Regions from separate parts of the Homo sapiens genome. Here region 1 is linked to region 2. A link is an interaction called in ENCODE POLR2A ChIA-PET data of the cell type or tissue named here. Cell type or tissue: B cell. All regions are shown on one strand. Each heading gives the region's core, and the rest is flanking DNA. Links, peaks and the distances in the headings are about the cores only. Region 1 holds the start of MIR3155A (microRNA 3155a). Region 2 has its middle 13 kb from the start of RBM17.

The links. Peaks named below come from ENCODE experiments on the same cell type or tissue, not always from the same donor. Only the 100,000 strongest peaks of a DNase experiment are listed, where the experiment ranks them.
Region 1: POLR2A ChIA-PET joins it to region 2 with 11 read pairs; 8 of 35 experiments call an interaction of 5 or more read pairs at or near these places.

What each region holds. Positions count from the first base shown.
Region 1 is chr10:6,141,507-6,153,717 of GRCh38, reverse strand. It overlaps MIR3155A (microRNA 3155a), which reads right to left and starts at 1,522; the gene lies at 1,441-1,522. It overlaps MIR3155B (microRNA 3155b), which reads left to right and starts at 1,456; the gene lies at 1,456-1,511. It overlaps LOC101928080 (a long non-coding RNA gene), which reads left to right and starts at 12,087. Exons shown (of 3, transcript XR_930619.3): 1 at 12,087-12,211. It overlaps LOC124902369 (a long non-coding RNA gene), which reads right to left. Exons shown (of 3, transcript XR_007062043.1): 3 at 10,237-12,211. It also overlaps a transcript of PFKFB3 not described here and the pseudogene RN7SKP78. RefSeq lists enhancers at 2,103-2,152, 4,962-5,011, 8,326-8,475, 9,176-9,295, cis regulatory regions at 8,515-9,015, 8,571-9,071 and a silencer at 8,536-9,085. In B cell, for the core only: CTCF peaks have their summits at 1,916 and 2,120 (motif pointing right); DNase peaks (open chromatin) are centred at 2,267, 2,377, 5,267, 8,867 and 1 weaker place; H3K4me3 peaks cover 3,018 bases; H3K27ac peaks cover 2,884 bases.
Region 2 is chr10:6,069,703-6,081,913 of GRCh38, reverse strand. It overlaps the pseudogene RPL32P23. Among named protein-coding and RNA genes, the nearest start is that of RBM17, 13 kb to the left of the region's middle. RefSeq lists an enhancer at 9,472-9,521. In B cell, for the core only: no CTCF peak of the experiment used is centred there; DNase peaks (open chromatin) are centred at 9,183 and 9,913; H3K4me3 peaks cover 1,459 bases; H3K27ac peaks cover 2,014 bases.

The sequences.
Region 1 (12,211 bases), core at 1,807-9,806, 73 kb before region 2:
ACACCCAGCTAATTTTTGTATTTTCAGTAGAGACAGGGGTTTCACCATGTTGTACAGGCTGGTCTCGAACTCCTGACCCCAACTGATCCGCCTGCCTCGGCCTCCCAAAATGCTGGGATTAGAGGTGTGAGCCACCTCGCCCAGCCCCTCCCCCTCCTCTTTCCTGAGTTATTTTCTTCTTGGCATTCACATCCATTGACACATGCAGCGTTCACCTGCTCACCAACCCAGGGAGGTCACCATGACCTCCTACCAGCCACTCAAAGCATCTACCAAGGACCAAGCCACACAGGCTTACCCCATTCACATGTAAGCTCCATGGCCGAGGTTTGTCTGTTTTGTTCACTGCCGCAGCCTCTGCACTTACATCCGCCCCTGGCCTACTGGGCACTGCTGAAAGGACCGAAGAGCTTATGGAAGTGACTTCAGTTGCATCATAAATGAGGGTAGGCACCCGCAGGACAGGGCAGCCCATCGGCCTTTCAATTACATTTCTTGCTTTTCTCTGTTCTTATTTCTTTCTTTCTTTCTTTCTTTCTTTTTTCTGAGACAGAGTCTCGCTGTGTCTCCCAGGCTGGAGTGCAGTGGCATGATCTTGGCTCAATGCCTTCCAGTTCAAGCAATTCTCCTGCCTTAGCCTCCCGAGTAGCTGGGATTACAGACACCCACCACCATGCACAGCTAATTTTTTTGTATTTTTAGTAGAGATGGGGTTTCACCATGTTGATCAAGCTGGTCTCGAACTTCTGAGCTCAGGTGATCTGCCCACCTCAGCCTCCCAAAGTGCTGGGATTACAGGCGTGAGCCACCGTGCCCAGCCTCTTCTTCCTTTTTTTAAAGACAAGGTCTCTTTCTGTTGCCCGGGCTGGAGTGCAGCGGTACGATCAAGGCTCACTGCAGCCTCAACTTCCCAGGCTCAGGCAATCCTCCCACCTCAGCCTCCCAAGTAGCTGGCACTACAGGCACATGCCTCCACACCTAGCTAATTTTTTAATTTTTTATTTGTAGGGACAGGATCTCACTATGTTGCCCAGGCTGGTCTCACTCTCCTGGGCTCAAGCAATCCTCCCACCTCAGCCTCCCAAGTAGCTGGGGCTGCAGGTGTGTGCCACTGCACCTGGCATACATTTCTCGCTTTTCTACTGAATTTCCTCAGCTACCAGATCCGCAGCCCTCCTCTATTCATGGGTTCGGAATGTTCCTCGTGCAAACGTCCCAGAGAGATTTAGCCCTTGCAGGTGGCTAGTTATCGTGATGCCTTCCACCCTCCTACCAGACGCTTCCTCCCCTGCTGCCTGGCTTGGGGAGCCTCCATGGAGGCTCAGAGGCTCCACAGCAGTGTGGACGGGTAAAGCCTCCAGCAAGGCTTCTGCCTCACTTGGACCACCTAGAACTTGCCGCAGGACCTGAATCACACTGGAGACCGGCTGCAGGAACTGTTCCAGGCATCAGTTCCCACTGCAGAGCCTGGGAAGGGAGCTGTCCGGCTCCCCAGGCTCTGCAGTGGGAGGTGATGCCCGGAACAGGCATCTCAAAAGTGTGGGTCACCACCCATTAGTGGCCTTGAAATCAATTTACTGGAATAAGACCAGAATCTTTCTTAATGAAATGGAACAGACTAGAAAACATCAGCATGTACAGTATTGTCTGAGGTGAAGTATTGTTTCAGGACATTTTTTGTCTAGGCATCAAGGCAGAAACTATCAAATCAGAATTTCTGGGGCATCAGGTTTTTTTTTTTTTTAGCTCCCCAGTTAATTCTAATGTGAAGCCAGGAACAGGAGCTGCAGGAGGGCGGTTCTGTCCTTCCGAGAAACAAGGCGTCCCCACCACGGCTGTGAGCCAGTGCCTGCCGCCCGACAGCCACAGCACTGTGGCACTGAGGACCAGCTTTCCCTGAAGTCCGCCTGCATCAAACAGGTCTACCCCATGCCTAGGCAAGACCTTCCTCTTTCTCACTTCCTTTTGAAAGTCCACACTTCTCAGGGAGCGGGGAGGGTACCCTCCCGACTTCCCGTTTGCCCCTGCCTGCCTGATTGGATCTTTCTCCACTGCTGTGGCTGGACAAGCCTCTGGGACGACTTCAGCAGCCTCAGGAGAGGACTTCCAGAATCTGATCGCCAGGGGTCAGTATCTCAAGCAGACAGTCACGACAGCAGACCAACTCCACCCTAAGAAAGCACAGTTGTCAGTCACCCCTCAAACAGAGGTAGCACCCCAGTGTCCTCACCAATGCAAGGGGCCACAGCCTCTGGGAAATCTGCTTCTTGCTTCTCTGGCCGAGGACTGGGGCATACAGGACCTCACTTTCTGACAAGTGAGTGTTGAAGCCCAGGCCAGGGGGAAGTGTGTTTTTGAACTGTCATGTCAGAGCACCTTCCGGAGCTACAGCTGGAAAGGCTGCTTGCGGAAGTGCCAGGACGACCAAACCCCGCTGCTCTTCAGACACCTTGTGGCTGCCCCAACCAGAACCTTGGATGCTCCTGGGGCCACGCCCCCTAGCTCAGACCCGCACACAAGATACCACCAAGACTCATACACACTGCCAGTGGGGAGCTACGGTAAGTGGGATGGTGTTCCACAGACTGGGGCTCCCTCCCTGTGTCCGTCTCCCTGCTGTCCTGGTCCACCGTCTCAACCGCCCAGCTGGAAATCTTGGAACTCTTCCCCTGCCGTCATGAATGATAGGCAATTTTTGCTTTTTGTTGTTGTTGTTCTGAGACTGAGTTTGGCTCTGTCGCCCAGGCCAGGGTGCAGTGGCAGGATCTTGGCTCACTGCAATCTCCGCCCCCCCAGGTTCAAGCGGTTCTCCTGCCTCAGCCTCCGGAATAGCTGAAATTACAGGTGCCCGCCACCATACCTGGCTAATTGTTCATACTTTTAGTAGAGACGGGGTTTCACCATGTTGGTCAGGCTGGTCTCAAACTCCTGACGTCAAGTGATCCACTCGCCTCGGCCTCCCGAAGAGCTGGGATTACAGGCGTGAGCCACCACGCACAGCCTGGGTATTGTCTTTATTTTAAATTACGCATGGGGAAATGCCATCATCTTTCAGCATTTAGGGTTTATAAGGATTTATTATTATTGTTATTTTTGAGACAGTCTCGCTCTGTCGCCCCGGCTGGAGTGCAGTGGCCACGATTTCAGCTCACCACAACCTCCGCCTCCTAGGTTCAAGTGATTCTCGTGCCTCAGTCTCCTGAGTAGCTGGGATTACAGGCGCCCACCACCACGCCCAGTTAATTTTTGTATTTTTAGTAGAGACAGGGTTTCACCATGTTGGTCAGGCTGGTCTCGAACGCCTGGTCTGAAGTAATCCTCTGACCTTACTCAGCCGTCCAACGTGCTGGGTTACAGGCATGAGCCACCGTGCCTGGCCTATAAGGATCTTAATGTGGCTCTGCAACTACTCATTCCAAAAGAAAATGACAGATTAACCAAGTAGAAGAATTTATGAAACACTTGCTACCACCAGGTCCAATATAAGCATGAGGTATAGACCGTAACTCAAATAGCTCTCCAAGTTACCATGCAGAAAGCATTCTGAGAACAAATGAGTGTTCCGGTCTGGTTATGGGACAAGATATGCCTGCAAGAGGTGCTATGTGCATAGAATCAATGGAAAAGGTGACAGAAAAGGCATGAACTTAAAAGGCGTGAAGAGACATCCAAACCCCAAGTTTATTGCAGCGCTATTCACAACGGCCAAGACATGGAATCAACCTAGGTGTCCAACAACAGATGAATGGATACAGAAAATGTACATATACAACATGGAATACTACTCAGCCATAAAAAAGAGTGAAATCCTTGGGATGGAACTGGAGGATATTATAGTAAGGTCACACAGTGCATTTTGAGAGCTTGTTTGGAGGTTCTAGCAGGGGAGTGCAGCTACTCGTGTACCCTTGACTGAAGATGAGTCCTCCTCTATTGGGGATGGTCATCCTCTTGGACCGAGCACACAGCTTTGGGAGGGACGCACATGGAGTGGTGAGGGAGGAAGGGGACACCCACCTAGCCAGCCAGATCAGCCAAATCAACCCTGACGATTACTGGGGTGACAGATGTCACAGCCAGATTGCCCTCACATCCCACACAGTGCATTTTGTATCTTTTTTTTTTTTTTTTGAGAGGGAGTCTCACTCTGTCGCCCAGGCTGGAGTGCAGTGGCACGATCTCGGCTCACTGCAACCTCTGCCTCCTGGGTTCAAGTGATTCTCCTGCCTCAGCTCCCCAGGTAGCTGGAATTACAGGCGCCCACCCCCACCCCTGGCTAATTTTTGGATTTTTAGTAGAGACAGGGTTTCACCATGTTGGCCAGCCTGGTCTCGAACTCCTGACCTCAGGTGATCCACCCGCCTTGGCCTCCCAAGTGCTGGGATTATAGGCATGAGCCACCGCACCCGGCCTTATTGTTATTTATTATTAGAACTTTCACCTGCTATTCCCTTGTCCCTCTGAAGGTGGAACGTACAAAAATCCTTGGAACACTGCTGTCTGAAGACATTGTTATAGGATTCTAGACTTGAAAAGGACCTCAACGATTTATTCAAGACCACAGTCTCTTAGAGCCACGCCTCCATCACCTGAGATGAGTCACCGTCTACACCATCTGTCTTATTTATTTCTCTTTAGAGAGACAGGGTCTTGCTCTGTCACTCAGGCTGGAGTGCAGTGGTGTGATCGTAGCTCACTGCAGCCTTGAACTCCTGGGCTCAAGCAATCCTCCCATCTCAGACTCCAGAGTAGCTGGGACTACAAGTTCACGCCACCACCCCCAGCTGATTTTTAATTTTTTTGGTAGAGAGAGGGTCTCGCTATGTTGTCTAGCCTGGTCTCAAATTCCTGGCCTTAAGTGATCCTCCCACCTCGGCCTCCCAAAGTGCTGGGATTACAGGCATGAGCCACCACACTGGCCCATCTATTCGATTTCTAAGGAGAGAAGTTCTTGCAGAGGAAGAACTGCCCCAGCGTCCCTCCATTGTGGTTCCCAAAGTTAGTCATGATATGCATGACTTTCCTCTCCGTGTCCAGCTGAAGTGCTTCCTGCCTCCTTTTCGTCTCATGAATTTCTTTTATGTTTCACGTCAAGATACTAACTTCTCCTTCTTCTAGACAGATTGGCCAAAGACTCAGACCTTCCTCCCACTCTAACCACCGTCACCCTGGAGACCCACAGGAAGAGCTGTGAGCCCTGAAGGCAATGCTTGCACCATCCTTCCCCCACCTGGGCCAGGACTGCCACTGTCAGCTGCTGCTCCAGCCTCACGCTGAGCATAGGGGACATGGCCCAGATGCAGCCACCACCCACTTGATATGGTTCCTGCCTGCCACGTGCCATACCACTGCGGTCCATGTTGGACAGGTGCAATATGAGGTCTAAGTCCCTCTGGCTCCATTCTAGCCAGCACCATGGCACCAACCTAACCACAGCCTGTGTGACAGTCCAGGAGGTCAACCAGTGCCACACCCTCTCCATGCGGAGTTCAGCCTCCTCAGGTGGGGCTTCCTACTGAGAACTGCTCTACATTTGGACTTCTGACTCCCCTCCCTGGCACTTGCTGGAGAGCACAGGAGGTGGGCTCCAGGGAGGAGACACCATGTCTTGCTGTTCAGCTGGTACCTAGCGTGTGCTGGTGCATAGCAAGTGCCCAATCTAGAGAATGAATGAATGCCGTGGTACACAACCACTCATCTTTCCCATAACTACATTCAGTAGCTGTCCACTAGTTCCTCCCATAAGTGAGGGACAGGACCAGCACCTAAGATCTTTGGTTGCTTCTCTGTTGTACCCTGAAGACCCTCTCTCCTCCAAAAGGGAAATCCACCCAGCTCTGTGTCCCAGCAGACTCCCCTGTATGGACCACCCCGTCAGGCTCCCCTGTATGGACCACCCCATCAGGATCCCCTGTATGGACCACCCCGTCAGGTCCCCTGTATGGACCACCCCGTCAGGCTCCCCGGCCCTCTGGCTGCCAAAGCCATGAGATCAGAGGGAGGAAGGAGTGAGGTCTAGGTTGAGGATTCTCCCAGCTCCCTCTCTGCAGGCTACACACTGCCCGCCCCCTCCAACAGAGGCCACAGTCCCTGTCAGGCTGTCCCTAGTTTTGGCTCTGCCACTTGACATTTTAAACCTCAAGGTGCTAATGCCCAGGGCTCTGCACTATCCCTTACGGTTTTCCTATCTCCTACCCAAATCTCCCCATCATTAAACTCCTCGACTTGCCTGGTACCCGCTGGGCCCCTGACGGAGCTGATCCCAAAGTCTGAAGCTTGTCAAGAGGCAGAAGCACAGCCTGGGGAGGGAATCCACAGTTGTCCCTGCTCAGCTTCCAGCCCGCAGAGGATGGACGCCTTCTCCGGATGGCTTCTCTTGGTTTTGGGAGCAGGGCGGCAAAGTCTTTTCATTTCCCAATTTTTAAATTACTTTTCTGAATAGTTAACACATTCAGATCGCTCAAAGGTCAAAAAATACAGAAGAGTAGCTGCACTGGCGTCTCCTGCACCTCCGTCAGTGCAGGGTTGACGTGCCGTGCTGTCCCTCACAGGAGGACCTTGTCCCCTCCAGGCAGCTTCAGACCACGGCTCAGCACCAAACCCAGCCGCGGCCTGGCTCCCTGCAGTTCCCACTTGCTGTGCTTACTTCTAAGTGAGAGGTCCCACCTGCAACTGGGGAAGCTCTGCCTCGATAAAGCCTCCAAGAGCCTGTGCCCTGGCTCACACCAGGGTGACCGGGAAACGCAGACAGCACTTATGCCAAGCAACAGTTTCTTACACTCTGGGACCTCCAGGAAGTAGCATCTGCCAAATGCAAGGATAACATTTTCCTCTTCATGCAGCAAGGTCTCTTCAGATTAAACAATGATAATAACCAAAAAACCAAAGCTTACCTTGGTTGGCAGTTTGCAAATGTTTTGTCCTGTGTGATCTAATAATGCACTAAAATACGCTGTCATAAAGCAAAATCTTCATATGCAAACAATACATTAGCAGCTTGGCTATTTAATACTTTGCCGCATAAGGCTCTCTACTGAGCGCACAAGTAAACAGAAGTCTGTCCCTTTTAGGAGTTTCCCAACCAGAGCCTACATCGACAAAAGTGGGCAGAAGCGATGAAGTCAGAGATAAATGATTGTCCCCTGCAGTTAATGAGTAGGGGGGGAGGGACACTCTGAGAGCCTCCAGAGAACCCACAGAGTCAAGGTGGCCGAATCATACCTGGATTAATGGAGACACCGAAGACAGTGGCCTTGGGACTAAACGTGTCCAGCTGACAGAGGAGTGGCAGAGCCCCTGCTTGCTGGCTGTCACCTTCCTTCTGGCCACCCTCCCCCATCTCTCTACCCCAACGGGACAGGAGAGTCAGCAGCCACCCCCTTCACCGCCAGGAGCCCACGCTGATACCTAGGCACCCTCTGTTTGAAAAACAAGTCCGGTACAGCCTCCAGGCAACCGTAGCATCACGCTGGCCGTGCCTCTGAGTTATGAGAGAAGAGAGGCAGATGGGTGGGTGCGGGAAGGGAGAGACGGCACAGCACAGGCCCAGTGCCAGGGGAGGCCAGGCTCCCCCCACACACACCCCCAGTCCTCAACGTCCTTAGTGTGCCCAGGTCGCAGTGGGGGAGTCTCGGGTGTTGAGTGACAATCATCACCAGAACTCAACCCCTCCCAACCCAAACAGACGGCGCAGGAGTCACACAACTCTGATTTGAAAGTCAAATCGAGGCCCCCCTCCCCACACTTCTGCAGCTCCCACTTCTCTCCCGGGTCTTTGAGCTGAGAGGGGCCCAGGGCTCTGGGCAGTGCTGGGCCTCCAACCACCCGGCCTGTAAACCGGGGTCCGGTGCGCTGGGACCCCCCGGTGCGGGTAGGAACACCAGGTAGCCGGGCCTTTCTGGCACGCAGGGCGGAAAAGGCGGAGGGCAGCCCCTGCAGGAGGGGCCGGGCCGCGCTCATCAGCGGGCCTGAGTTTGCTTTTCTGGGGACGGCTCCCATCCTCACGCGGCCGTCCCTAGCCATCTGTCGGTTTTGCCCAGGAGGCAACTGGGGCTGGGGGCTGAAATGACTGCCCGGGGGTCAGAGGGCGGGAGGGGCAAAGGTGGGACTCAGGCCAGAGCTGCCCACCTCCCGCGCCGCGCTGCCCCTCTCCGTGCCCCCGAGCCCACCAATCCCGCCCTCAGGACCCCGGGCCCCGCCGCCCTCCGGGTCTCTCCGGGTCCGGAGCCCTGGTATATCTGCGGCCCGGGGCTGGAGCGCAGCGGGAAGCGGGAATTCGCTGCAAGTGCCGCCCCCGGCTCGGGCACGTGGTGGCGGCCGGAGTCGCCAGAGGGGACGCGCGGGTCTGGAGGAGGTAGCGCGGGTCTGGAGGCACAATGCGGGGCTGCAGAGGAGACGCGGGGCCGGAAAGGAGACGCGAGGCCGGAAAGGAGACGCGAGGCCGGAGGGGGACGCGTGGGGCCGGAGGGGACACGCAGGACCGGAGGAGACAGTGCGGATCTGGAGGGACACGCGGGTCCGGGGCGCAGCGCAGGGCGGAGGGGACAAGGCGGAGCGCGTCTCGCTTGGCCCCGGGCGGCACCGCCGCAGCCCGGGTGCACAGTGCTTCCGCGCCTGGCGAGGACCCAAGGCTCGGGTACCCACAGGCGGCCGCTCAGGTCCCCGCGCGCGCTGGGGGCGTGGGCCGCGTCACCGGGACTCCTACCTTTCCTGAAGGGCATCGCGCCGGGGGCGCTCCCCGCGGGGCCGGCCCGCGACACCCAGACAGGACGACGTCCAAGCGGCAGCCCCGCGACTCGGGGCGCCTGCGGGCGGCGGGGCGGGCGAGGGAGGGGAAAGGGACATATTTGGTCAAAGCCTGGCGCGTCACGGCGCGGAGGAGGATCCGCGGCGAGGCAGGAAGCGCGGGGCGGCGCCAGCCGTGAGCTCCGGGCGCCCTCGGGCTGCTGGGGGAAGCCGGGGCGTGGGCCGGGCCGCCCTGTCCCGCCCAGATCCCCCCGGTCCCGCAGGGGCGGCCCGCAGCCCCCCAGACGCGGAACTTGCCGGCCTTGAAGCTGCCGCCTGTCTTGTGGACTCCACGGGACAGGGGAAAACTGGTCCGGGAAGAAACCAACTCCCTTTTCTCTTTCGGGCTGTTCCGAGCCATCCTTCCCGAAGGACGAGACCTGAGGGAATTCCATCTTATTTTTACTTTTATGTCCTACGGGCACAGGGGACACGCTCGAATCACCAGCTGACTCAAATTGAACAAACTGAAATTGTGTAATTTTTTCTTTCTCTTTTTTTTTTTTGTTTGTTGTTTTGGGGGGTGTGTGTGTGTGTGTGTGTGTGTTTTGAGACAGGATCTCACTCTGTCGCCCAGGCTGGAGTGCAGCGGTGCGATCATAGCTCACTGCAGCCTCCACCTCCCCAGGCTCAACCCATACTCCTGCTTCAGCCTCCCAAGTAGCTGGGATTACAGGCGTGCGCCACCACGCCCAGATAATTTTTCTAAATGTTTTTGTAGAAACGGGTATTGTCATGTTGCCCAGGCTGGTCGGGAACTCCTGGTTTAAAGTGATCTGCCCACCTCGGCCTCGCAAAGTGCTGGGATTACAGGCGTGAGCCACCGCGCCCGGCAGAATTGCAATTAACTGCTGGCTAGAGGGAGCACCCCGGAAACTCGCGTCTTTCACTGGGGGCCTCCCCACTACCTCGGTTTAACCTCGACCCTTCCACGTCCCGCCGGCTGCCTTCTCTCCACCGCACGGGTCACCGCCTGACCGACTCCCTATGTGCTTATTAGTGTGTGGGGTCTATGAAAGCAGCCAATTTGTTTTTATTTTGTTCGCTGTTTTCCCGGAGCCTGAAACAGTCTCTCACACACAGCTCAATAAATATTACTCAATATTACGTCCCTTACTCAAGGGAAGTAATAGTGCGACTTAAGAAACGGACATACGGAAATGCAGGGAGTCACCTCCCGGCACCACTGACCTTGCCTCCGCAAAGGCCAACATCTGAGAAGATGCCTTCTATTCCTCCCTAATGTCTAACAAGCAGACCTTCTTTGGAGCCAGTTAACAGTTAATTGTTGTGAAAAGTGCTATTTTCTGTTGCACTTCGAAAAAAAATTATGTCAGGAGCAAATCTCCTGATCTCCTGATATTTAAAACACCCAGGCAAATAGCAATTGGCCCGCTTCCCATGCGGTGGCAAAAATCATGCAGGAAAGGTACAGCCAGTAGGTGTGGGTGGTTTTTTTTTTCTTTAATCTTTCGTAATCATAATTTGTTTCTTAGCCTGCTATCGTTCGTGGGTAATAGTCCAAATTCCTCCCTCTTTGGAAGGGAGATGACGCCACGGGGAGGAAGCCACTGTCGGGTGGGACGGTGTCTTGCCAGTTGGCTTGGGACACAGCTGCTGGTGGAGCCTTCAGAACAGACCCTGCTCGTGGGCCTGGCTGTAGATGGAGTCCTGAGCCCTGATTTCAGCTTCTGCGCCACCGCCTTTGGGGGTGTGAGTGTCAGCGAAGCAGGAAGTGGGGGAACAGAAGGGTGCCCCAAATCCAAAGTTAGGTGTAATCGTCAGCTCCCTCTGTCCTTTTCCCTGCCATAATTGCAATGGCAGGTGGACCTGGACTTAGCTCCATGGACGTAACTGCTACAGAAGACAAATTTTATCCAAGGCCAAGGGTTCCAGATAAAGCGTGCATCATCCCGCCTGTATCAGACTCGCCACCGCCGCCGTCATAGTAAGGCCAGAGCACATGCCCTCAGAGGTGGATGGGGCCGTGGCTGCATATTTGGTCTTTGATCCTGTTTTCTGGTCCAGAGCTTCCAAAACCCTTGGGATCTCCAGAGGGATGAGTGTTTTTTGAATGTCAGTGAGAGGACTGGGCAGCTCCAGGATGGGGGCTGGGAGCTGGAATTAGTCAGAACTTTCAGCTCAGACCTCTGACCTTTGGGGAGGGGAGAGGGGCTGGAGATTAAGTTAATCACCAACAGCCAGTGATTAATCAATCATGCCTACATAATGAATCCAAAAAAAAAAAAAAAAAGAGCCCCAAATGACAGAATGTGAGCCAGGCAGGGTGGCTCACACCTGTAATCCCAGCACTGGGAGGCCGAGGTGGGTGGATCACTGGAGGTCAGGAGTTTGAGACCAGCCTGGTCAACATGGTGAAACCCCGTCTCTACTAAAGGTACAAAAATTAGCCAGACATGTGGCAGACACTTGTCATCCCAGCTGCTCGGGAGGCTGAGGCAGGAGAATTGCTTGAACCCAGGAAGCAGAGGTTGCAGTGAGCCGAGACCGTGCCACTGCGCTCCAGCCTGGGTGACAGAGCAAGACGCTGACTCAAAAAAAAAAATGTGGAGAATTTCTGGGTTGGTGAACACATGGAGGTGTGTTGGGAGGGGTGGCAGCCTGGAGAGGATGAGGAAGCCCCTTGGCCTTCCACCCCCCTCACCTCGTCCTAAGCATCTTTTCCATCTGGCTGTTCTGAGTCCAATGCTTTATATTAATAATAAACCAGTACCAGTAAAGTGCCTTCCTGAGTTCTGTGAGCTGTTCTAGCAAATTACTGAATGTGAAACTGGGAGGGAGGGTGGGGGGAATGTAGGAAACCCCCAACTTTGTAGCCAAGTTGGACAGAAGTGTGGGTACCCTGGGCTGGAGTCAGGAGGCTGGCGTCTGAACTCAGGGCAGTCCTGAGGGACTGAGCCTCGGAGCCTGTGGAGTTAGTGTCACGTTTGAACGGAATCGTAGGCCACCCAGTTGGTGTCTGGAGAGTTGGGAGAACTGGTTTTCGGTGTGAAAAAAACCCACGCACTTGGTATCAGAGGTGTTGTGAGTAAAAACAGGTCAGATTCATGTATTCTGATCTCGCTACTCTGAGTTCGTTTGAATCCTGTGTAGAAAAAAAAAAGAACATTGGAACTCGTTACTGTCTTGTTTCTGTTCCATGTTCAGATAACCGCCCTCTCAGATTTTTGTGGTTGTTTAATAGTCCCTGGGAACATTTGTCCTCTCACCACCAACCAGAGTCAGCCAACTAGGATCGATGTCAGTGTCAAATAACTCAGAGTGGTTCTGTGTTGTCCTTCGCGGAAGGCAAATCCACCCGGCAGGAACGGCTGCCTCTGCAGATCCATGCGGCGATAGAACAGGGCGGAGGGGGTTGGATTTGCTGAGCCATCCGGGATTGAACAACGAACTCGCCACAGCCGTG
Region 2 (12,211 bases), core at 2,658-10,657:
TGTTAGGTGTTTGAGAAGTGCGGGAAAATGGTATCTCTAAGGACCATGGAATTCGACGGCTGTTGCTAGGTTCCATTGACGTTCTACAAAAGGTAGCTGTAGTCCCTGCTACTCGGGAGATTAAGGCAGGAGAATCACTTGAAGCTGGGAGGCGGAGGCTGCAGTGAGGCAAGATCACACCTCTGCATTCCAGCCTGGGCAACAGAGCAAGACTCTGTCTCAAAAAAAAAAAAAGGGTGTCAGAGACAACTGGGTGTGTCACTCGGTACGTGTGTCCCAGCACACCCCTGAGCAGTGGATTCCAACATTTTTACGGATGTGGCAGCCTCCAGCATATTATTAAGAGTCCCTCCCACTCTCTGCAGCTCATGTGCCTTATGGGGACTTCCAACACGTTAGCTACTTCGTGCTCATCTGGCCTGGTTGGCAAAATATCCCCGTGATGTTCAGCAGAAGAGCTGGACCATCCAGTTCTCTTCCCCATTATTACAGAGGGCAGGAGAATTAACGTAGGCCTAGGATAAAACTGTGAATGTATATTGTTCCCCCTTGCAGCTATTTCTGATTCTCTTTTATGGTTAAAAAATAAATAGCCGGGCATGGTGGCTCATGCCTGTAATCCCAGAACTTTGGGAGGCCAAGGCGGGTGGATCACCTGACGTCAGGAGTTCAAGACCAGCCTGACCAATGTGGTGAAACCCCATCTCTACTAAAAATAAAAAATTAGTGGGGCATGGTGGTGCATGCCTTAATCCCAGCTACTTGAGAGGTTGAGGCAGGAGAATCACTTGAACCTGGGAGACAGGTTGTGGTGAGCCGAGATCACACCATTGCACTCCAGCCCAGGCAACGAGAGCAAAACTCTGTCTCATAAATAAATAAATAAATAAATAAATAAACTTGGCCAAATCGTAATGCTGCACACAAGCTACCTGAGGCTGTGTTAATCTGCTCTGGTGGCTATGACTATGGCTTCTATTTCACTGATTTTGTGGTAGTCTGCTGTTGTTTTCAGGATCTCTCTGGTGTCTTCCAAGGTCAGACTGGTGAATTTAATGGAAATATGATGGGGACCACCACCCCTGCATCCTTCAGATTAGTAGTCCACCATCTATGACCCACGGGCCAAATCTGGCCCACTTCCTGTTTTTATACCACCTTTGCTCTACAAACGGCTTTCACATTTTCACATAGTTGGTAAAAAATCAAAAGAATAATAATATTTTGTGATATGTGAAAACTGTATGAAACTCAAATGTTGGTGTCCATAAGTAAAGTTTTATTCAAACTGAAAAATGTTCATTCATTCACAGATTGTCTCTAGTTGCTTGAGTGCTGCTATGGCAAAGGCAAACGGTTGCAATGGAGTCTGCATGACCCACGAGGTCTAAAATTTTAAGCAAGTCCTGCTTCAGATCCTTAAGCATGGCACTCATCTTTGCCATCCTTGCCAGCCCCTGGGCTGTGATATTGTCTTTGTTTTTTTGTTTGTTTGTGTTGAGATGGAGTCTCACTGTGTTGCCCAGGCTGGAGCGCAGTGGCACAATCTCGGTTCACTGCAACCTCCGTCTCCCAGGTGCAAGCAATTCTCCTGCCTCAGCCTCCAGAGTAGCTGGGATTACAGGCACCCGCTACCACACCCAGCTAATTTTGTATTTTTAGTGGACACGGGGTTTCACCACGTTGACCAGGCTGGTCTCAAACTCCTGACCTAAGGTGATCCACCCACCTCGGTCTCCCAAAGTGCTAGGATTACAGGCGTGAGCCACCACACCCGGCTTGTGACATTGTCTTTAATTTTCTATCTTGATTTTAGAAGAGGAAGCTTCAGCATCTCTCTTTTGGCTTTTCTCACTATGATGCCTTCACTCTACAGACCAAGGAACCGCCTTGGGGAGTGTGCCAGTTCTCTAGAATGTCAATCCCAATTGCATATTCAGAGACTGGGAAAATGGACCATGAGGTGGGTTCACGTAAACTGGACCTTGGCAAGGAATTCATTATTTTCTGCTCTCTACACCCACAGTCTAACCTCAGATCTCAAGATAACAATGTCAACACTAATTCTTCACATGGTTGGTTATTTTCCTTTCCGTAGGATGTTTGCCCAAGTAAAGGATCACAGGCCCATTTGGTGAATGACTGGGGAGTTATTATTATTATTATTATTATTGGGATGGAGTCTCATTCTATCACCCAGGCTGGAGTGCAGTGGTACGATCTCGGCTCACTGCAACCTCTGCCTTCTGGGTTCAAGTGATTCTCCTGCCTCAGCCTCCCAAGTAGCTGGGATTACAGGTGCCCACTACCACACCTGGCTAATTTTTGTATTTTTAGTAGAGATGGATTTTCACCATGTTGGCCAGGCTGGTCTCGAACACCTGACCTCAAGTAATTCACTCACAGCCTCCCAAAGTGCTGGGATTACAGACAGACATGAGCCACTGTGCCCTGCCGATGGGGAATTATTACACTGGATCCTTGCAATGGTGTTGCAGATTCCTTCCTCCTGGTGGGGAGGGTGGTCAATGGATGCTGGGACCGATCATCGCCTTAGAACTGAATACTGGACAAAGGATCATGATTTTCTACGGGGATGACTCCCCAGCTCACAGGGGAGGGAAAGGCCTGAGCTTGTTTTACATAAGCAAGTTCATTATAAAAATGCAAGCCAAAAATAGACAGCAGATGCATCCCAGCTTCACTGAGGAGTGGCCTTGAAAAATGACAGTGAGAGAAAATCCCTTCAATGGGCAGAGCATTGAGGGGTACACCCAGCCATCCACTCTGTGTGGGAAGGAGACGTGGTTTAAGATTCCAATAGACACCTACTTGTGAGTGGTATAGAAGACTTGGCTCTCTGGTCAGAGATTTGGGAAAGACTGGGTGTGGTAGCTCACGTCTGTAATCCCGGCACTTTGGGAGGTCAAGGTGGGTGGATCATCTGAGGTCAGGAGTTCAAGACCAGCCTGGGCAACATGGTGAAACCCCATCTCAACTAAAAATGCAAAAATTAGCTGGGTGTGGTGGTGGGCCCCTGTAATCCCTGCTACTTCGAGGCTGAGGCAGGAGAATTGCTTAAACCTGGGAGGCAGAGGCTGCAGGTGAGCCGAGATCATGCCATTGCACTACTGAAAAAAAACAAAAACCAAAACAAAAAAAACAAAAACAGAGTGAGTGTGAAGCATGAAGGTCTTTGTATCTCATGACTTTGCTCCCAGGAAGCATCCATCACAGAAGATGCACTAACCAATCAAGCAGACAGAACGACAAAGCCAGCCCTGGTGACACCAGCCAGCCCTGTCATTCATTGGTCACCCAAGTGCTGGCATGGTAGAGCCATGAAAGAAGTGGCAGGATAAGAGACACAGAGGCTGTCCTGGAGCCCTGCAGCATGGACTCCCACTTCCCTAGGCTGATCACACCACAGCCTGCACCACGCAGAAGCTGCCGGCCCAAGCATTGAAATAGTTGGCTAAAGGGGCACTAAAATGTCAACTCAGAGGTGACAGTGTGTGATGGTGGTGCACCATTCTCCAGAATGCAGTATACACTTTGAATCAAAAGCCTTTACGCTGCCGGCCCTGGTGGCTCAGGCCTATAATCCCACCACTTTGGGAGGCTGAGGCGGGCAGATCACTTGAGGTCAGGAGTTGGAGACCAGCCTGGCCAATGTGGTGAAACCCTGTCTCCTCTAAAAATACAAAAAATTAGCCAGGCATGCAGTGAGCCAAGATCGTGCCATTGTACTCTAACCTGGGTGACAGACTGAGACTCCATCTCAAAAGAAAAAAAAAAAAAGCTTTATACGGTCTGACCCCCCCCAGTAGGAAGAACACATGGGTCTGGAAACCAAACGGCATAAGTGGCCTTATCATTGCTCCCGAAGACCCAGCAGTGGACCTTGTGTTTCCTAGTCCTGCAACTCTGGGCTCTGCAGGGCTGGAGGTCCTGATCCCCAAGGAATCACACTTTTGCCAAGGGACACAAAAGTCTCAGTGGATTATGAGTTGCACCTGCAACCTAGGCACCTCCGGCTTTTTGTATGACCCTGATCAGCAGATCAGGTGCACCTCAGCTCCTCAAGTCACTCCTTGTGCCATTTGTGATGCCAACTGGACTAGTGTATCCTTTCTGGCCTAAGAAGGACATGATGACCAGGGACACAGACCCCCCAGGGATGAGGGCTGACCACCCCACCAGGTAAGCCCCCAAGACCAGCAAAGATGGTGGCTGGGCCTGCGGCTCTCCGGGACACAGGGTGCAGGTGAGGATGAGCATCTGCTGTGGCTCAGGGACAGCGGCGGCAGCAGGAGTTGCAGGTCTTCCTTTTAACCTCCCTCTCCTCACTTTCCCCAGAAGAGAGGTCAGCAGCAAGCTGGAGGGCCTGTTTCTTGGTGTCCATGGAGAAGTCTATCCGAGCAGTGCTGAGATGGATGAAAGGGAACACAGAGGTGCCCAACCAGGCCCCCAACGAAGGACATAGCCAGCTGCTGGGAGCTAACAGCAGATAGACTTTAGCCAGAGTTGTATTCTGGTTGGCCTCAGCTGTAGAGAACTACCTCACCCACTTGGATACCCTTCTTCACAGGATCCAAAATGACAGATAGTGGTGGGAGCAGACAGGGTCGGCCATGCCGGCGCACCCCAGGATGACTGACCCGCCAGGTGCTCTGCAGCTCCCATGGCTGGCAAAGGTTGTGTGGCAGTTTGGCTTCTCCCGCTGCCCAGTCCTGTTTCTTCCTTCCCCGTCTTTTCACAGAGGTTGATCCCAATCAGTATCCTGCAATCCCAAATCCATCTCCTTGTCTGCCTTCTGAGTGTCTAGACAGCACTGATGACTATGTATGCAACATGCTCCTACACACTTAGAAAACTCTCTGGACAAATGCACACCAAAAAACTGGTTCGTCTCGGGGGAGGGTAAGTGGGTAGCTTGGGACAGGGAGTAGAGGGGAATGTACTTTTTATCGTTTTCCCCTTTTGGATCATATAAATTTTTGTACAATAAACATGTATTTCACTCAAAAACAAAAATTTTAAAAGTCCAAAGAAAAGAAGGTCTAAATTATTAGTATAAGTTATTGTTTGATCTTGGTATAATGAGTGGGATAGAAGTTAAAAAAGAAGAAATGTTCAAAATGGAAAACAGCAGGAGAGAAAGAGAAAAAGTAGAGATAAAAAGAAGAGGAAAAGTAACAGCAAAGCAGAGAAAAAACATTTTATGTGGTGGTTTGGAACGTTTGGGTAGTGTGAAAAGCTTGCCCTTGGTGTCTTCCAATTTCCCCTCTCAGACCTGCTCCCTATCCTAACAAGCACCACCTCTATCCCCCACAACCTTCCACCATGTTATCTCTTGCTGTCCCTTGGAAGCTCCAAGCACAGATCTCTTTGTTGTTGTTGTTATTGTTTGAGATAGAGTCTTGCACTGTTGCCCAGGCTGGAGTGCACTGGCACAATTTCGGCTCACTGCAAACTCCACCTCCCGGGTTCAAGTGATTCTCCTGCCTCAGCCTCCCTAGTAGCTGGAATTACAGATGCATACCACCACACCCAACTAATATTTTGGATTTTTCATAGAGACAGGGCTTCATTATGTTGGCCAGGCTGGTCTCGAACTCCTGACCTCAGGTGATCTGCCTGCCACAGCCTCCCAAAGTGCTGGGATTACAGGCGTGAGCCACTGAACCCAGCCAGATTTCTTTTTTTTCTTCTTTATTCTTCTAGTGTCCAGACTTTGATTATAATTAATCAATTAATTCATCGAGCAACTATTTATTAAATATTCAGGGTATATTTACAAGGGAAGAATTGTGGTATATATTCCAAAACACAATCATGTTGAGGTGTGCATGAATAACATGACCCTGATTAAGCGTTAGCCAAGACGTTTGATTTAAACATTTAAAAAGAAAACTCCAAAGATATAAGTGTTGGAAATACTTAGAAACTAATAGTGAGCTCACCTCTGTGCTGTCCTGGTGCACAGGTGGTGTGTCTTTACATTGCTCCTGGTGCTACAAAAACAGTTAGACGGCTATTGTCATTTTAAGACCATGTGTACAGATTCCAGCTGTCCAGGATTTCAACATCCCAGGTAGTCACCTATTCACACCTGAGTGTATGCAACTAAGCTGTGCGCTGAATACTTTGTGCAAAAACGCCCAAAGGGGACTGTGGGGTGGAGGGGACTGGGGGGTGGAGGGGACTGCGGGGTGGAGGAGACTGTGGGGTGGAGGAGACTGGGGGGTGGAGGGGACTGCGGGGTGGAGGAGACTGTGGGGTGGAGGGGACTGTGGGGTGGAGGGGACTGTGGGGTGGATGACTCCCAAGTGCACCAGGCAGGTGACTGGTGAATATGCTACAGTGCTCGGAAATATACCAACATACCCCCCACACATATTTATTTTCAGGAAGGGCTAACTGTTGCAATTTCACCCCCCTTTCTCCCAGAAGAATAGATCGTACACCGCTCGGTTGAAATGAAGTAGTTTCATCAGTTCTAACAAATGCGCCACGCTGGTAGGGGTGTTGATAGTTGGGGCGCTGTGCGGGTGTGAGGGCAGGAGGCACAGGGGAACTCTCTCTCCCTTCCACTCGAGTTTGCTGTGCGTCTAAAACTGCTCTAAAAACAAAGTCTATTTGAAAAGAAACCTCGCAGTTGCAGTCCCCACAACTGCCTCCCGCTGCTGCCCCATACCCTCTGCTCCACTTTGGAGCACAGCCTCTCAGATGAGCTGTTGGTCCAGCACCTCTACAGCATCTCCATGCAGGTGCCGATTGCCACGGCCGGAGCAGAGCTCTCAGCTCCTCATAATCCTAACCAGCTCCCTATCTTAGTAACTTATCTTAGTAACTGGCAACATCTTTCACTGAGTACGCAAGCCAGAAATCTGAGTCACGTTGATTCTTCTCTTTTCCTCCCACTCAACCCTGCTGCATCCAATCAATCAAGTTCTGTGGGTTCCACTTTTAAAGTAGATTCCCTAAGTGGTCACTGCTTACCGTCTCCACTGCTATGGCCTCAGACCTCACCACCGCCTCTTCGGCTGACAAATGCAATGACCCCATCACTTCTCCTCTGCTCCCAACCTTCCCATAGTTTCCCATCAACTCAGAATACAATCCCAAACTCCTCACCTGGCCTACAAGTCCTTCACTGACGCAGCCCCTACCTACTTTTTCCACCTGCATCTCTGACCTGGGCCCCTGGCTCATGCAGTCACGCCAGCCTGCTTGCTGTTCCTGGGACATCGAGTCTTTCCTCCTCAGCGACGCTCTTCCCCCAAACAGAGACATGGTTTGTTCCATCACTGTATCCCGGCTCCATCCAATGGCTTTCCTCAACTTCGTCACCTGAATGAGCATCCTCTCCACCCCATCCCTGGCATGATTGACTTACCTGCATTGTTCTTCTCTGTGAGACTCACCATCCAGAGCATTACACCATATTTTCATCTGATTATTTGCTTCTTGTCTGTTCACCTCCTCAGAACTTGAGCAGCATTATAATAGCATGGATTTGGTCTGTCTTATTCTCAATATGATACAAGTACTTATGTACCTGGCACATAGTAGGTACTCAATAAATAGTAGTGGCAACAGAGCACCAAAAATGAGCTCGGCAGAAAATGAAGAATTCCATTATTTGTCTTAAAAAGGCAGACAAGCTAGGCACAGTTGCTCACGCCTGTAATCCCAACACTTTGGGAGGCTGAGATGGTTCAATCCCTTGATCCCAGGAGTTTGAGAGTGGCCTGGGCAGCATGATGAAACCCTGTCTCTACAAAAAATACAAAAATTAGCCAGGCAAGGTGGCACGAGCCTGTAATCCCAGCTACTCGGGAGGCTGACTGGGAGGATCACCTGAGCCCGGGAGTTAGAGGCTGCATTGAGATCATGCCACTGCACTCCAGCCTGGGCAACAGAGCAAGATCCTGCTGTCTCAAAAAAAAAAAAAAAAAAAAGGCAAATAAGTTACTAACATGGGGAAATATGGGTCATAAAGGAGAGAGCTGGCTTTTTCAGAAAAAGACAGTTATTAGGTATCCAACAACAGATAAATGGATAAAGAAAATTTGGTATATATACACAATGGAATACTGTTCAGCCATAAAAAAGAATGAAATCCTGTAATTCTCAGCAATATGGATGGAACTGGAGGAATTATAAAAAATGAAATAAGCCAGGAACAGAAAGTTAAACACTGCATGTTCTCAGTCACATGTGGAAGCTAAAAAGTGTCAGTCTCACAGAAGTAGAAAGTAGAAGGAGGATACTTGAGGGTGGGAAGGGAGATGGGAAGGGAGTGATAGGGACAGATTTATTAAAGGATACAAAATTACAGCTAGACAGGAAGAATAAGTTCTAGTGTTCTGTACTACTATAAGATGACTACAGTTAATAATGTATTACATAGTTTCAAATAGCTAGAAGGAGGTGGGGCGGTGGCTCACACTTGTAATCCCAGCACTTTGGGAGGCCGACGAGGGTAGATCACCTGAGGTCAGGGGTTTGAGACCAGCCTGGCCAACATGGTAAAACCCTGAGTCTACTAAAAATACAAAAAATTAGCCGGGTGTGGTGGCGGGCACCTGTAATCCCAGCTACTTGGGAGGCTGAGACGGGAGAATTGCTTGAACCCGGGAGGCAGAAGTTGCAGTGAGCTGAGATTGCACTGTTGCACTCCAGCCTGGGTGACAGAACGAGACTCCATCTCAAAACAAAAACAAAAACAAAAACAAAACCCAAAATAGCTAGAAGGAGGATATTGAATATTCCCAACACAAAGAAATGATGGATGTTTGAGATGATGGATGTGCGAATTATGCTGATCTGATCACTGCACGTCATATGTATCGAAACATCACTATGTACGCATGAATATGTACAGTTATTATTTGTCAGTTTTAAAGTAAAATTTTTAAAAAGAAAGAGAAAGAGAAAGAAAAAGACAAGTGAGAGAACTAGAAATTCATCCCACACCCACCAGGGATGAAATTAGCCTAATCTCAACAGAGTTCAGTCTCTTCATCTAACAGACAAGGAACAGAATCTTTCATCGCATGTTGGGGAGGGGAAGAATGAGGTTACTCAAACAAAAAGTTTCGAACTTCTCAGAAAAAAAATGAATTTCGTCAATTCGAGATACTGTTAATACCCCATCTGGCCATGATTGACGAAACAGACCTTTGGATTCCGTGAAACGAACCCCTTGCTAATGTCGCTTCTGGGTTCTTCAGACCTTCTTGGCAGGTGGCTGGCTTCTCTGTTCTAACTTAACCCTCCAGATGTCACATGAAAAAAGTATGCTTGTTATGAAATAATCCTCTGGCTTCATTACCCAGGAAGTCCCTGCTTTGTTTTTGGTCTTTGTTTTTATTTTCTCAAGCTCTGACAGAAGTTTCTGGGGGAAACTGTGGGTCTTTATGGATGAGGGTGAAGTTGTTTAGAAACTAAAATAAACAAGATACTGTATTTTCTTCCTCACGCTCTCTTGCTCATGCACTCAGAAGACAAAGGTACCCCCTTCAGTTCCCAGAAGCTGGTCTGCTCTTTTTTGTTTGTTTTAATTGTAGAGACACGGTCTCGCTCTGTGCCTAGGCTGGAGTGCAGTGGCACAATCGGTAGCTCACTGCAGCCTCAACCTTCCAGGCTCAAGGATCCTGCCACCTCAGCCTGCTGAGTAGCCGGGACTACTGGCACGCACCAACACACCCAGCTAATTTTTAATTTTTTTCTAGAGAATCTGGTCTCACTATGTTGCCTAGGCTGGTCTCAAATTCCTGGTCCCAAGCAATCCTCCTGCCTTAGCTTCCCAAAGTGCTGGGATTACAGGTGTGAGCCCCCACACCCAGCCCACTTCCGCTCTTAGGGAGAGGCGAGTGCATTTCAGAGAGCACTCGATGCTCCCAAAAGAAGAAGTTGACAGAGCCCACGTCCCCTCAGCCCTTCACACAGCCTCCCCTTGTCTTCCTCTCCTACTCAGCACTGTGGCTGCACTAGGACCCCTCATGATGACCAAGATCCTCATAAAGAGGACAAGAAGTTCATCCAGTACCAGTCAGGCCAATATCCCAAAATTAGCATAACTGGCAGAAATGCAGAGGCATCAACAACTCCTCTTGACAACAGGGTTGGTAGAAGAATCAAGGGCCTAATTTTGATGCCTGGCACAGGTTATGGGAGCAGCAGAGTACATGCTGCCCAGCGGCTTCCAGAAGCTCCTGGTCCACCCCGTCAAGAAGCCGGAGGTCCTGCTGAGGTGCAACACATCTCAGTGTGCTGAGACTGCCCTCAATGTTGCCCCCAAGAACTGCAAAGCCATCCTGGAAACAGTGGCCCAGCTGCCCATTGGAGTCACCAATCCCAGTGCCAAGCTGTGCAGCAAAGAAAAGGATTAGACTGCTCATGTGCACGTTTTATTTGTTTTTAAATTAAAAAACAAAAAAAAGAAAGAAGGAGGAAGTGGAGGAAGAGGAAGGAGGAGGGAGGAGGAGGAGGAATTTACATCAGCAGGCCGATCACATACTAGTCCTTGAATTCATGGTTGAATGTACTGACCATTCTCCCTACGGACACTTGAAGGTTTCCATCAAACCCTTCATAACATATTGCATAATTGTGGACTCTAGACTTGGGCCACAACTGAGTGATTTTTTTTTTCTCAAACCCAATTCCACAAAGTAAAAGCCTGATGAAATACAGTGAAGGCTGATGCCTTATTAACTGTGTTTCCCAAATCCAGAGCTCTAAAAAGGTTCTGCATACAGTCATTCATTCAATGCTTAACGACTGAGCATTAATTCCATGCTAAGTACTGAACTCAGCACTAGGAATAAGAAGGCGACCTAGAGGCATATCCTCTCTCTAAAGATGCATAGAGCCTCATTGGAATGATCAGCCGTGTCTCCAGAGAGCTACAAGGCAGTTTTCAATTGGTAAATGCCCTGAGAGTGATGGGCTTGTGGCATGTGTAAGGGTTAGACAGACCTGGGACCTAGACATGACACCACTCCTGACGAATTATGTGAGTGTGGGTGTTTCACAACCACAATGAGATGCAATGCCTGCACTTGTAACATGGAAATAGTGATGGCATGCCGGCCCCGCCAGATTGCTGTGAGAAGTCAGCGGCAGAGACATGCAACATTCTCAGCACAGTGCTTGCCATGTAGTAAGGGCCTAGTCAGTGCTAGTGATTCCTTTCAATATTCCTAAGATGCAGATAAGGGAACAGCCCAGAGGAGGGGGAGCACTTCCAGAGGGAGGGATGCGGTGAGACTTCCTTCAGCAGGGTAGCACTGGAGCTGGGTGTTAAGGAGTGAGTGAGCTTTGGGCTTATGGATTTAACAGAGGAAACCAAGAAAAGAGGAGGCGGTGTTGCAGGAACAGTGAGCAGTTGATGATTTTTATTTTGTTCTCTGGTCTGCTTGGGAACATTTTTGTGGCAAAGACAGCATGAAGGATAGCGAAGAATTAATACTGAAGAGATAGGCCAGGGCAGGTTATGAAGGATTTTGAATACCGGGCTAAGAAATGTGGGCTTAATTTCAAAGACATTATGGACACTCCTAAAATGTTACGTTGTAGATAAGGGAAAAGTATTCTTCCAGAAGATTAAATTGGGGCTGGGCACGGTGGCTCACGCCTGTGATCCCAGCACTTTGGGAGGCGAAGTGGGCAGATCACCTGAGGTCAGGAGTTTGAGATCAGCCTGGCCAACGTGGTGAAGCCCCATCTCTACTGAAAAAAAAAATTAGCCGGGCATGGTGGTGGGTGCCTGTAATCTCAGCTACTTGGGAGGCTGAAGCAGGAGAATCACATGAACCTGGGAGGCAGAGGTTGCAGTGAGCCAAGATTGCACCACTGCATTCCAGTGGGCGACAGAGCAAGACTCAGTCAAAAAAAAAAAAGATTAAACTGGAAGCAATGGGTAAGAATGGTGGAGTGGAGAGACACATTTGAGTGAGGGAAGCCAGCTGAAAAGCTGTACAGACGTCTAGACAAAATGTGACACAAGCATGCCTTCACCTCCCTGCAAAGACCACAGACCACTGAGCTCCAAAGGGGGTTTGGAATCCTTGTCCTGGGCCGCCATTGGTAACTCATCAGTGCTGGCTTGAGAGATAAACTCTATTATCCATCCCTGAACTAAAATCATGACAGAAGTGGCCAGGGAGCTTTGCTGCTATCCCCCCAGGAAACACGT